Regions from separate parts of the Homo sapiens genome. Here all the other regions are linked to region 1. A link is a contact called in ENCODE Hi-C or POLR2A ChIA-PET data. All regions are on one chromosome and are shown on one strand. The core of a region is the stretch at or near the end of the contact, and the rest is flanking DNA. Distances in the headings are between cores, read along the strand shown.

What was found. A loop is a pair of places that touch in the nucleus more often than their neighbours do. ChIA-PET counts read pairs that join two places held with the same protein, here RNA polymerase II (POLR2A). Pooled maps may share reads with other maps.
Region 2: a map with no recorded cell type shows a loop between it and region 1 (5-fold over the local background). The contact joins the promoter of TTC39B here to the promoter of NFIB in region 1. A Hi-C loop is called at or near these places in 8 of 37 single-sample maps with no recorded cell type and 13 of 50 pooled maps. POLR2A ChIA-PET finds 5 or more read pairs at or near these places in 1 of 52 experiments (K562).
Region 3: a loop to region 1 is called in a map of heart left ventricle, with 4 times the contacts of the local background. The contact joins the enhancer-like site here to the promoter of NFIB in region 1. A Hi-C loop is called at or near these places in 5 of 168 maps with a recorded cell type or tissue (cardiac septum, endothelial cell of umbilical vein, heart left ventricle and 1 more) and 9 of 50 pooled maps.
Region 4: a loop to region 1 is called in a map of chondrocyte, with 1.8 times the contacts of the local background. The contact joins the enhancer-like site here to the promoter of NFIB in region 1. A Hi-C loop is called at or near these places in 1 of 168 maps with a recorded cell type or tissue (chondrocyte) and 6 of 50 pooled maps. POLR2A ChIA-PET finds 5 or more read pairs at or near these places in 1 of 52 experiments (AG04450).

What each region holds. Positions count from the first base shown.
Region 1 is chr9:14,312,759-14,315,554 of GRCh38, reverse strand. It overlaps NFIB (nuclear factor I B), which reads left to right and starts at 1,414. Exons shown (of 11, transcript NM_001190737.2): 1 at 1,414-2,073. The coding sequence starts at 2,044. RefSeq lists a silencer at 1,711-2,005.
Region 2 is chr9:15,305,966-15,308,761 of GRCh38, reverse strand. It overlaps TTC39B (tetratricopeptide repeat domain 39B), which reads left to right and starts at 1,546. Exons shown (of 20, transcript NM_152574.3): 1 at 1,546-1,678. The coding sequence starts at 1,637. RefSeq lists silencers at 1,292-1,631, 1,662-1,981 and enhancers at 1,219-1,781, 2,345-2,796.
Region 3 is chr9:13,568,063-13,570,858 of GRCh38, reverse strand. No RefSeq gene overlaps it. Among named protein-coding and RNA genes, the nearest start is that of LINC01235, 140 kb to the right of the region's middle. Within about 2 kb of position 1,463, at least 9 of the 41 ENCODE cell types and tissues checked have a DNase peak (open chromatin) inside an H3K27ac peak, as active enhancers do; they include endothelial cell of umbilical vein, heart left ventricle and heart right ventricle, where a contact is called at or near this core.
Region 4 is chr9:13,606,968-13,609,763 of GRCh38, reverse strand. No RefSeq gene overlaps it. Among named protein-coding and RNA genes, the nearest start is that of LINC01235, 180 kb to the right of the region's middle. Within about 2 kb of position 1,428, at least 5 of the 41 ENCODE cell types and tissues checked have a DNase peak (open chromatin) inside an H3K27ac peak, as active enhancers do.

The DNA.
Region 1 (2,796 bases), core at 165-2,664:
GCCGGCCCGCCCCGCAGCCCCGGGCGCGCCGCGGCCCCGCCCCGCCTGCACCCGGGCGGGTAGGGAGACGCTTTCCGCCGGCGCCCCGGGCCCCGGGGGGTGGGGATTGGGAGCCAGCCAGCGGGGCTGCAGGAGGAGGAGGAGGAGAGCGAAGCCGGGCGCGGGGAGGAGGTGGAGGGAGCAAGAGGCGGCGGCGGCGGCTCGGCCCGGTCCTCCCGCTCAGAGCGAGGCCACGTGCACGGGGCACCCCCGGGGAGGGCGGCAAACCGCGGCGAAGCGCCGCGCGCCGCGACTGCCTCGGGTGCGGGCCCCTGGTGGGCAGACCCGGGACGAACCCGCACCCCCTCCCTATCCGCGAACCCGGGCTCCGGGCGGGGCCGTCGGGGGCTGGGCGCCGCACCCCCCTGGTCCACGCCGGCGCGCCCCAACTACTTGAGCCCAAGTTCGCTCAGGTCCCCGCCTGCTCGGCCTCCCCCTTTTCCCGGCAGCCGCAGGCTCCGCGGACTGAGCCCGCCCCGGGTGCGAGTGTCCGCGCCCCAGCCCCGGCCTGGGGGCGGCCTGGGTGTGAGGGAATTTTCCACTCGTTCCTTTCTCGGGCTCAGACGGTTTCGGTGCTTCTCCCACTCGGATGTTCCCGCGGCTTAAAAGAGTCCGCAGCGAGCACCGAAATACCTCTTCCAGGGCGGGTTTTCGGGGGTGTGTATGTGTGTGCTGGTGTGGGGAGGGCAGCGGAAAGAAGAGCTATTTTGGAAAAAAAAAAAAAGTCATGGTTCTGTAGCACCGGTAGGATACCTTTAACAAATGAGGGAGAGGTGGGGGGAGAGAAGGAGAAGGAGGAGGAGGAGGAAGGTGGGGGGGCGGGGGGTGTGGAGAGGCTGGTGCAAAAGGAATGCGCGTTTGCAGGAGGAGGAGTAAAGCGATGATTGTGTAATTAAATAATAAAACAATCCTTAAGTCTGATTTGGAGAGAGCTCGAGCGGGGTCCAGAGGGTGGAACCGGTGAATTTTTCAACTTCCAAGTTTTGCAACGAAAGAAAGCAAGAGAGGGAGGGAAAAAAAAGAGCCTAGAGCAGAAAAGAGAGGAGTTTGGAGCCGAGCGGGAGAGCGGGATTTATCGTTTGGAATTTTTCAGGAGATCGTTTTGATACCCCTGGGCTCTGGGCAGCGGCGGCAACAGCAGCCTCCACGCTCGGCCGGGTCAGACGCGGGGCGAGGCGGGCGGGCGGGCGGCCGGGCGCCGAAGACCCGGCGCGGGCGGCGGCGGCTGCTGCTGCCGGGGACCACGCGCCGCGAGCCTCTTCCGCCCCAGAGATCAGCGCTCGCGCCCCCTCCCTCACCCCGGCCTCTCCCTTCTCCCCCATCCCACCCCGCCCCCACCCCGGCCCTCTCCCGCGCGCGCCCCGCCACCCGCGCGCACTCGCTCACGCTGCCCCTCGCGCACACACATGGTCGGCTCGCGGCAAAGTTTCGCCTGCGATCACCACTCCGGGATCCTGCCGCAGTGCTTGGGGCTGTAACCTTGAACTTTCCCAGCGCGGTGACACATTCTCCCCGCTCTCCCTCCCGCCCGCCCGCTCGCCCTCCTGCGCCCTCCCGCGCCCCCCTCCCCGCCTTTTTTGAAAAAGCATTTTACCACCAACCACCACCCCAATCCAACCCACACCGAACCTTCGCGCACCCCCTACACCCCAACAACAACAACAACTGCAAAATAGAAAACAAATCCCCAAACCCAGGCGAAAAGCAGCCAACACCGGCGGCGGCGGCGGCCTCGGCAAGCACGGCCAGCGCGCTCGGACTGCAAGAGGGTTAAAAGTGTAGATTGGATTTCACCCCTGGAAATCTAGCACGCCGAGTGAACTTGAATCTTTGGCTATTTAAGGAGGACTGGGTTTGTTGTGAAGTTGCGGTGATCCAGCGCAGAGCCCCGTCCTGATTGATCGCATCGCGGGGCTCAGATGACTGTAAAATGAATAGATGAAATTCTTGCTTCTCGAAGATTTTCTTGGGCATCTCCCGGAAAGTGCGTTTTAAGGCGAAGTCATGATGTATTCTCCCATCTGTCTCACTCAGGTACATGTCTCGGTCGCTTTCTCGAGCTTTCTCTCTGGCCCGAAATGCCTTTGTTTTGTTTTGTTGCGGACAATTAGCGGCTTGAGTTAACCTCCGCACATCCCCGTCCCTTGGAGAAGTGGCCCGGAGTTGCAGCGGGCGTCGCGGGGCGGCGTGGGAGCCGGGAGCGGCCCCTCGCCACGGCCACTGCGAGCGCCCAGCCCCGCGCCCTGGGCACGGAGCGCGGGCGCTGGGCCGGGCAAGGCCGCCGGGGGGTGGGCAGGGCCGGGACCTGTAAGTGCGAGGCCCCGTGCGGCCCCTCAAGTGCCCGTTGTGGTGCGGCATCCCCGCCCGGGGTGCCCGTAGCCCCTCTCAGCAGCTCGCGCGTTGAGGTGGACTCGGGCTTTGGAGGACTTTACGGGGGACTAAGCTTTTAAAAACAGCCAGTGAACTTGGGCGAGGGGACTGTAGCACGAGTCTGTGTGGGCGCCGCTGGACTGCGCTGCAGGCGGTGGGCGGGCGACGAATCGAGTCGGAGGTTGTGGTCCGGGGACCCATTCCTTTGCTTTATTTGGGGATCTGAAACCCTGGTCCATAGTGACCTGCTGCACTTTGGGGTTTCTAGTGACCGCACCACAAAGGCAGTATTTACGTTGACACGAGTTAGTTGGTCTTGGTGATTGTTAAGGAGTTTTTAGAACGTGTTCCTTTTGTGGAAACCTGTTCATTTGACGATATTTGGGC
Region 2 (2,796 bases), core at 297-2,796, 990 kb before region 1:
CTAGTACAAAAGTACATGCCAAGCCATTAAAATTGTACAGCAAGTATTAAGGATGCAAAGTGACTCACTGAAAATGTATGTAATGGACTTGCACAGACAACTGCTCTACTGACACAGAAAGAAAGAGAGGGAGGGTGGCTAGAGCCAGTACAGTACAAAGCAATGGTTATCAGCTAGGCCCTAGAGTTAGACTGCTGGGGTTCAGATGCTGGCATCCCTACTTACTTAACTGCTGTCTGGCCTCAGGCATATTACTTGAACTCTCTGAGCCTCAGTTTACTCATCTGAAAGAGAACAGCACCCTACTTTATGGGGTTATGAAGAATAAATGAAATACTATATGCAAGAGGTTCAGTAGAGTCCTGGCACATAGTAAGGACTCAAGAACTATTAGCTGTTTTTACAGTTATCACTGGATGACTATTAAATAGCCTTTCATGAGCCAGACATGGAAGACCACATGCTCTAATTAAATTTATATGAAATTCTAGAGAAGGCAAATCGATGTTGATAGCAGATCAGTGATTGACAGAGGCTAGGGAGCGGAGGTAGGAAATTGACAGCAAAGGGTCACAGAAAACTTTTCAGGATGTTCTATATTATGACTGGGATGCTTTGTAAACACTTGTCACTGAATCACACATTTAACTTGGTGCATTTTTCTGTATGTAAAGTAAATCTGACCTCTCTCCCCCAAACTCTTAAAGATCTAGCTTTTAATTTTCCAGTTATTTTACATGTCAGAAGCAAGGTTCAGTTTCTAAACTCAGCCAACAAATATCTGTTGAGCACCTACGATGTGCAAGACACTGTTCTGGGTGTTGGGGATACAGTCTTGAAGAGGACAGATAGCATCCTACCCCCATGGAGTTTATAGTTCAAGCACGAATTATACACCTATGTTTGGAGTTACAAAATACAGGATGCTATGGGGAGAATACACTGTCCGGGTAGGGGGAAGTAGAGGAGTTCCAATATGTATAAATCTCTGTCCCGCGTTTTTTTCTATTTTTTGAACACAGAAGCAAGCAGAGTCCTTCCACCTACAGTCCAGGTGGGTGGTGTGTCAGAGGCCTCTCGGGGACCAGTGACCGTGACCCAAGGCTGCCCTCAGGCCACACCATCTGCGAGATGCGGTGGCCACCTGGCGAGGGAAAAGGACTGGCACCGGACCAAAGACCAGGTGGATGCTTCCACGGACCCCAGGTGGGGCGCTGCTTTGACCTTGGCTTCGTCATGCCCGCGCTCTCTAGCTTCTTTCCAGGTGTGCCCAGCCACCGCAGAGAACAGGCGGCAGGAAAGCTTAGGAAACCCTCCCAGAGGGCGTGCCAGACCGGGAAACTTTATCTGGGAGGTGACTCCACCCACTTGGGCGGGGCTGCCGCCCGCTGGGGGCCGGGCAAGTGGCCCGGCCAGCGGCGCGGCGTCCGGGGAGGAAATGGATGCTGTGCTGGCCTGCCGGCTCCGGGGGCGGGGAAATCGAGTAGCTGCACTCAGGCCCCGCCCGAGACCCGGAGGGAGCGCCGGGCCGTCCCCTTTTGCCCTCCTTTGCGCTGGGCTGAGCCCAGAGCCGAGAGCAGGAGTCGGCTCTGAGTTCCCTGCTTGGTTTTTGGGTGGCAGCAGCCAGAGGAGGAATATGGCGCTCTTAGGCAGCCGAGCGGAGCTGGAAGCGGACGAGGTACGATCCGATGGGGATTGCGGGCCCGGCCCCTGAAGCCCTGGACAGGAGTCCGGGAGAGAAGAGTGAGCCCGGCTAGGACGGCCGAGGCCCCGCCCCCTTGGTCCCCTCTCTGGGGTGGGCTGGCGGGCGCCGGGTGGGGGCGCCCGGCCTTGGTAGGTCTGTCCCCGCTGGAGCTAGGAGGGTCCCTGCGGCGCGCGGAGCGGACGCAGTGCCGAGGTTCGGAGCGCCGGCCCCGCGAGTCGTGGGGATGGAGGACCCACGTCCTGCCAGCACTTGGATGGGCGTGAGGGCGCGGGACCATAGGACCCGCAGCTCTGAGCTGTTCCGGGCCGGCCCAGCGACGCCTGGGCTTTACGAAGTCTGACCCTGAAGTCCTGGCACTGGCTCTCTGGGTGTTCGTGGAATCATCCCTCGACCTGGGAATCTCACCTTCTATGGAAGTTTCCTGGTGGCAGAACCGAAAGGCTTACGATTGATGAAAAGAGGGGGCAGCCTGAGGAACAATGAGTAGAGGGGTACCTGCCGCGACAGCAGGGCAGGGCTGCCAGGGGCTGGGGCTGGAGGGCTAGAGCCGCAGCCCAGGCTGTGGTGCTTCCCTCTCCCTCCACGGGGCCGGGACACTTCCCCTAGCAGGTCCTCAGAGTCGGTGGTGGCCGGAGGGAAACCACTTTGAGAACCGACTCCGGCCTCCTTTGGTTTCAACTGTGTTTGAGTAATTAGCCACTCCTTCAGTCGTGGCGCGCCCGGGCCTGAGCACCCAGGGGCTAGCGCGCCGGACCTGTTGATTTATTGACTATTCATTTCAGCACCTGGCAACTCCAGAGACAGCGCTCTCCCTGCTCTTGAAGTTGAGACCGAGGCTCCAGCAGCAGCCAGCACCCACAGCTGCTGTTCCTGCCATCTTACCTGACTTGAATTGTGCGAGTCGCTGCCTTTAGAAGGCTTTGGTTTCAAATGATGCAATAGTGGACGATCTGGAGGAGGCGGTTAAGTTTCCCGTCCATCTCTTTAGTGCCAGGAATCTCCTGACAAGGAAGACTATACTTTAAATGTGCTCCGTAAAATAAACAAAAAACAAAAACTGAACTACAGCTCCTCTGCATGACAGAGAGACA
Region 3 (2,796 bases), core at 214-2,713, 740 kb after region 1:
GACAGGGTTGAGTCTAAAAACATGACATAATAACACTGGCAGTGTACAGTCTGTTTCTGGGAATGAATTTCCTGATTTTTCTATCTCATTCACATGGCTGGCCCAAATGCTGACTGTGAACCCTGAGAAGCCTAACTGGACATTTGTCATAAACTCCAAGTACACAGACATTCTTGTATAAGATCATGGTTATTGCAAGACGACTGGTACAATTAAAGCACTTCTGTAATTCTACGTGGGAACCTGCTGTGTCTAGTATTATAAGACAGGTTTTGGACTCCAGATTTGAGAAGTAGATGACTAAGAAATACTGGCAAGTGCTAATTCCTGTCCCTGGATAAAAAAAGACCATAAAGGCCCCAGATAAAATATGATGCTGGCTTATTTTTCAGACACATTTTCTGGAAATTTGTGATCTCCACCAATCTTAAAAAAAAAAAGAAGAAGAAAAAGTAATGTCCATTTCTGGATCCTTGGGCCAGGCTCCCTTAGTCAGTTCTCTATTTTTCTTACCACCCAGATACTAAAACATTTGGCATACGTGGGATCATAGTGTTTCAGAGCTGGAAGGGAAGCTCTCCCACCCTGGTTTTATCTGTAGGCTGGATAAAGGTTTGGGATTTAGCAATAGGCTTTGCTAACTCAGCTTGTAAAAATCACATCCTTTATCAACTCCCCAGATGGTTTAGATCATTAAAAACACAACAAAACAAAACAAAAGCCCTTCAGAGTGTACACTGTGAAGATATTCTCTAATTTCCAAGAAAAATAAATATATGTCGAATTTCTCACAGATTTCTCACACTCTCTCAGTATACAGCCAGAATTGTTGTGGTGAATGGAGAACTTAAAAGCATCGTTTTTGAAACTGCAAAGCCTTGTGCTGAATACTTAACTTCCAACAGCCCCTTTGCCTTTCCAGCTTGTCCATCAGTCCCCAATTCCAAGTCAGTATTTATCTATTGGAGCTTAGCTTAAACTGAAAAGTGGATGTCTTTATTCAATAAATTTGGGGCAACTGGCTCTCAATAAGCAACAAAAACAAAAAGGCTATTTCAAGTCAAAGAGACCTCAAGAAACTATCCCACCATCTGCTGGGGAGAGAGAAATGAGCCTGTGGGCCAATAGCTCTTTATTGAACAGAAGAAATAGTATTGTCATCTAAATTTTCTGCAACACTCTTTGGATCAAAATATTATAATCACAGCAAATAGATGCAGCAAATAGATGTGGCCACACTTAATGGATACTCAAAGGGCCAAACCACTGCTCACTTTGGATCATTTACTGTCATTTGGAAGTAAAACTGGGGGGCCGAGGGGGCTGGGGCTGGAGGGAGAAAGGGAGACCTTACGTTAAGCTGGCATGCACCAGTGGATAAATGGCTGGCATTTGCAGAGCTGCATTGCAGGGGAGCTTTTAGCGGTTTGCCACTGCCAGCTGATGTCTCTGTGAACATCAGTGCCAAGAAGCCAAAAATGAAAGCAGGTGCAGGGGCAGAGGAACTGAATGTTGAGGGCGAAGGGGAGGGGGATTCAGCAACAGAACTTCTGTTGTTAAAAATTGGTTGCCTTCATTAAAACCTAAACAATGCCTCACTTTAAACTCTGCATAACATTTTTAGCCCTGCTAGAGTCCTGCACACACACTTAAGACAAGCCTCTTACATTTATGCACTAGACTAAGAGACTCTTTTTTGTTTGTCTCTCTCCAAAGCTGTGGATTGTCTGCTAGACGGCTGAACTCCGATTAGAGCAGCTTTCCTTCCGAAGCCAGGAGCATCTGCTTCTGAAAGTGCCCCTTTGCTCCCGTCTCTCCCAGAGTGCCCCCTCTTCAGAAAGTCCCACTTCGACACAACCAGGGCCTGGGAACAGGGAATATTCCTGAACTCGGCGTGTCTTCGCCAAGCAGTGTCGCCAGTTCAGCTCTCTGAAATGCTGCTTTCCGATGAGAAAACAGACGGGACTCAGTGTCGCCGGCGATTTACATTTCCCTCAAAAGCTCTATGTTCCTGCAACATTGTTCCCCGAGCCCACCGTAAGTGACAGCAGGAAAAAAAAACAATGGGAGTAAGCGAAGAATAAAGGTAAAGGTTCAAGACCAACAGAGAGAAGGAACTAAGGCTTGCCACGGGGCACATTAAAAATGAAGAATAAAACAGAAAGACATCTGCCCCCTCTGCTGCCCAGCACGGCTGAGCCATTTCCAGCAGTGACTTCATCAGTGACCAGCCCAAACTGGAGAATGTGAAAGTCATCTTTCATAGAGATAGGACAAAAATACTGATCACACACAGCCTTCTCACAACTGTGATGGAGGAAGAACAAACCCCAATGAGAGGAAACTGCAGGCAATCCATGTGCTTGGTTGAAAATACAGTTTGCTTTGTGTTTTCTAATGGACATTACTGCAATGAGGGAAATAGCATGTTTGTTTTTACAGGCTTTTAGAAAATACAGAAATGACAAAGTTCATCTACAAGCCAGATGCTCGGCACAAACCAGAAAGAGCTCAATCTACTAAAACTAGGATGCCACAACTTTGGGGTCAAAAATTGTAATTATAATTTAGCATGGATATGTATGGTGACTGTTGGGAATGGTAGTGAGAATTAGGTTTTTTTTTTCCTATGGCCTTACACTTGGGAATAGTTTATAGTGAATCTTCATATCTTCTACCACAAAGTATTACTGTTTTGTCCGTAGTAAGTTTGGTTATAATGAACTTTTAAAACCCAGAAGAAAGTTTAAAAACTCAAACCAGAAACACAAACAGGATCAGATGCCAAAAGCGTGA
Region 4 (2,796 bases), core at 179-2,678, 710 kb after region 1:
AGCTTGCTACTTGTGGATATACATCCAGCTTTGGAGAACTCTGGTTATCATATTTTACCAAACATGGTTGTTGCAAAAACCATGATGTCCCCTCACCCACTGATAGAAATAGATTTTTTTTTTAATTTTCTCTAACTAATATGTAGGAAATGGGCTTTTTTCCTTTAGCTCCATGGATATATCAGTGTTGGGAGTAATGGAAATATTCATTTCAGCATAAAATTAGAGTTTAAAAGGTCAGTTTGAGATGTTTACAACAAACAAGTTAGAAAGAGGCAAACAAGAAACAGAAATTTTCTTTTTTAATAGGGAGAAAAAAATTACACTGATAATTGCCTAAAAATTATATTCATTTTCCAAGTGAATAAATGAGGCTTATTTGATATCACACGAGTACATAGTATTTCTTCTCAAAAACGCTTAAATTTTATATTTTAAAAATATGCACAAATATAATGGAATCAAAGTAGTTTAAGACTGTAAACATTTTAACCTGAAAATACTTCAGTTTAAAATCCTAATTTGAGAAGTCCTTTCTCCACATGGTTGTATACCTTGAAGGAAACTGTGAACACAGGTCGCAAACCAGTCTCTGTCCTGGAAATGAGTGAGTGATATTGATCTATACCCAGTCACTGATTATGCGAAGTCTCTAATGACACCTTCACAGCTTTTATAATCCAGTGGTCCAACAAAGCATGAATTTCAAATACTTTACAAAATCTTCCCTCCTGAGCATCTCTTTTTTTAATTAAAGAATAAAAGGAGTGATTGTTCAACATGATTTCAATGAAAATGAAGACTTGAATTTGTGGGTGTGTGCAATGTTGAAAATCAAAAGGAAAAAGATGCAGCACAAAAAAATCCTTCGCACAACTAATCAGATGACAAAGGTTTTGATCAGCGCGCAAGAACCAAGTGCTTTTCTTTGCTAAACGTAAAACAACGTTTGTCCAAGACTACGATTTCATACAATGTGCTTCTCATCCCACCTTAAGTTGTTTCTCTTTTAAACACTAATTTTTGCTATCTACTGCTTCAACATTCAGAAGAGCCTGCCTCAGGAGGCACAAAAGCTCTGTAATGCTGGGTTAAAGCTGGCACTTTATCCTTAACTCACCTCATTAAGTCTGGATTTTATTCGTCCTCAAAGACGTGGCTTGGAGATAGAATTCTAACCCCCTTAAATTAGAATTTTCTGGCTTTTGTCACTTTAAACCAGATCCTTAATGTTATTAAAAGGTGGGCATGTTGTTGTTTTTCCCCTTTTGGGGGAAGGGGTAGGGAGAAGAATTTAATGTTATTTTTAACGGAACTATCTTGTTAACCTTGGGGGACATCCCCGGAGCTGAAACCCATTGGAGTAATAATAGCTCAGCGACTCACTCCCTGCAGACAGCTCTGCCGAGTCAGTCTGGAAAAGCTCTTTAAAAGCACAGTCTCTGCTGGCCCTTTTCTTTTGGTTTCTGTGGAATTTTTCTTGGTAACAATTTTTAGCTGAGGGGGTTATGGACAATTGTAAACTGGAAGCATTGAAAGGAGGAGGTGGGGAGGGAGGCTGCTTGCTGCACTAATTAAAACAAAGCCTGCTTGTATAAACTGCATCCCCCCTGGTGCAAAGGGGCAAACAGCACAAGGGCCTCTCAGAGCACACAGCTCTGGATACTGCAGGGACTTATATTTTTAAATACAATTAAAAGTAATGCCCCTTTGTTGATTATACTCTCCTTGCCAAACTTGAGGACGGCTGAAGCTGCCAAACATTTACTTTTAAATTTAGTGTGCCCAGCAGCCTTCCAAATGCTGTCAGTTTCACAGAAGGCAGGGCAGTCTGTGATTAACAGCTTCCCAAGATACCAGTAAGTTGCTTGGACAATATTTCAAATGGATGCTGGTTCTGACACTGAGGAGATCAAGCCGGAATTTGGTGTCACTTTGGGGTTTAGAAGGAGGTGGGATTGTTCTTACCTCTTGATAGTACACAAGTTTGAAAGTGGAAAACATTACCAAAGCAAACTCCTCAATTACACATGTGCAAGCAGCAGAGAGTATCTGGTCCAGACCTAACTAAAAAAAACTTGTCAAATGAAAGAGAAATGCACAAACATGCCTGTACTTTGTCCTCTGAATTTTAAAAGCATCTAATGTTACATAGCTCATGTGAACTTTAAAGCACGGCCATCCATGAAGGATTCCCTTTATGGTTTTAGTGGTTGTCCTCTTTCCTTGCTGTTCACAACTATGATTATTTTATAAACCCTTTTGTAGCTGGGTTTATTTGATTTAACCTTTTAAATGTAGCTTCGTTTCTGACAATACAGGAAATATAACGCCAAAAGAAACTCTGTAGAGAAGATGGATGAGAGAATCAGACACACAATTTGAAATGAGATGTCCTGGGAAGACAACAAACTTATTTGGGACTTTCTTGATTTTTCCAGTGTGACTGTCTATAAAGCTGAATGCCAAGTTTTGATTCCTAGGTTTTATGTGGTTGCATAGGTAACAAACTAATACTTGGCGAGGTGTTCTTTTTTTTTTCTTTCTGATGAAAAATGCAGGCTTGAAAAACAAGGTGCAGCATCCGTTTTCAATTAAAAAAAATAAAAATTTAAAACCTCTCCCTCTGGGCCTGGTACTGAGCCAGGTAAGAAAATGAGATGGGTGTGGTCACTAAGAAAGCAATAAGATGAAAATACTCTTCTGCTTGAAGTAGCTTTATATTTTAGTGGGTTTTCCCTCATTCCAATAAAGAAAGTTACACTATGCTATCACTTTATTTTTAAATATTTTCTT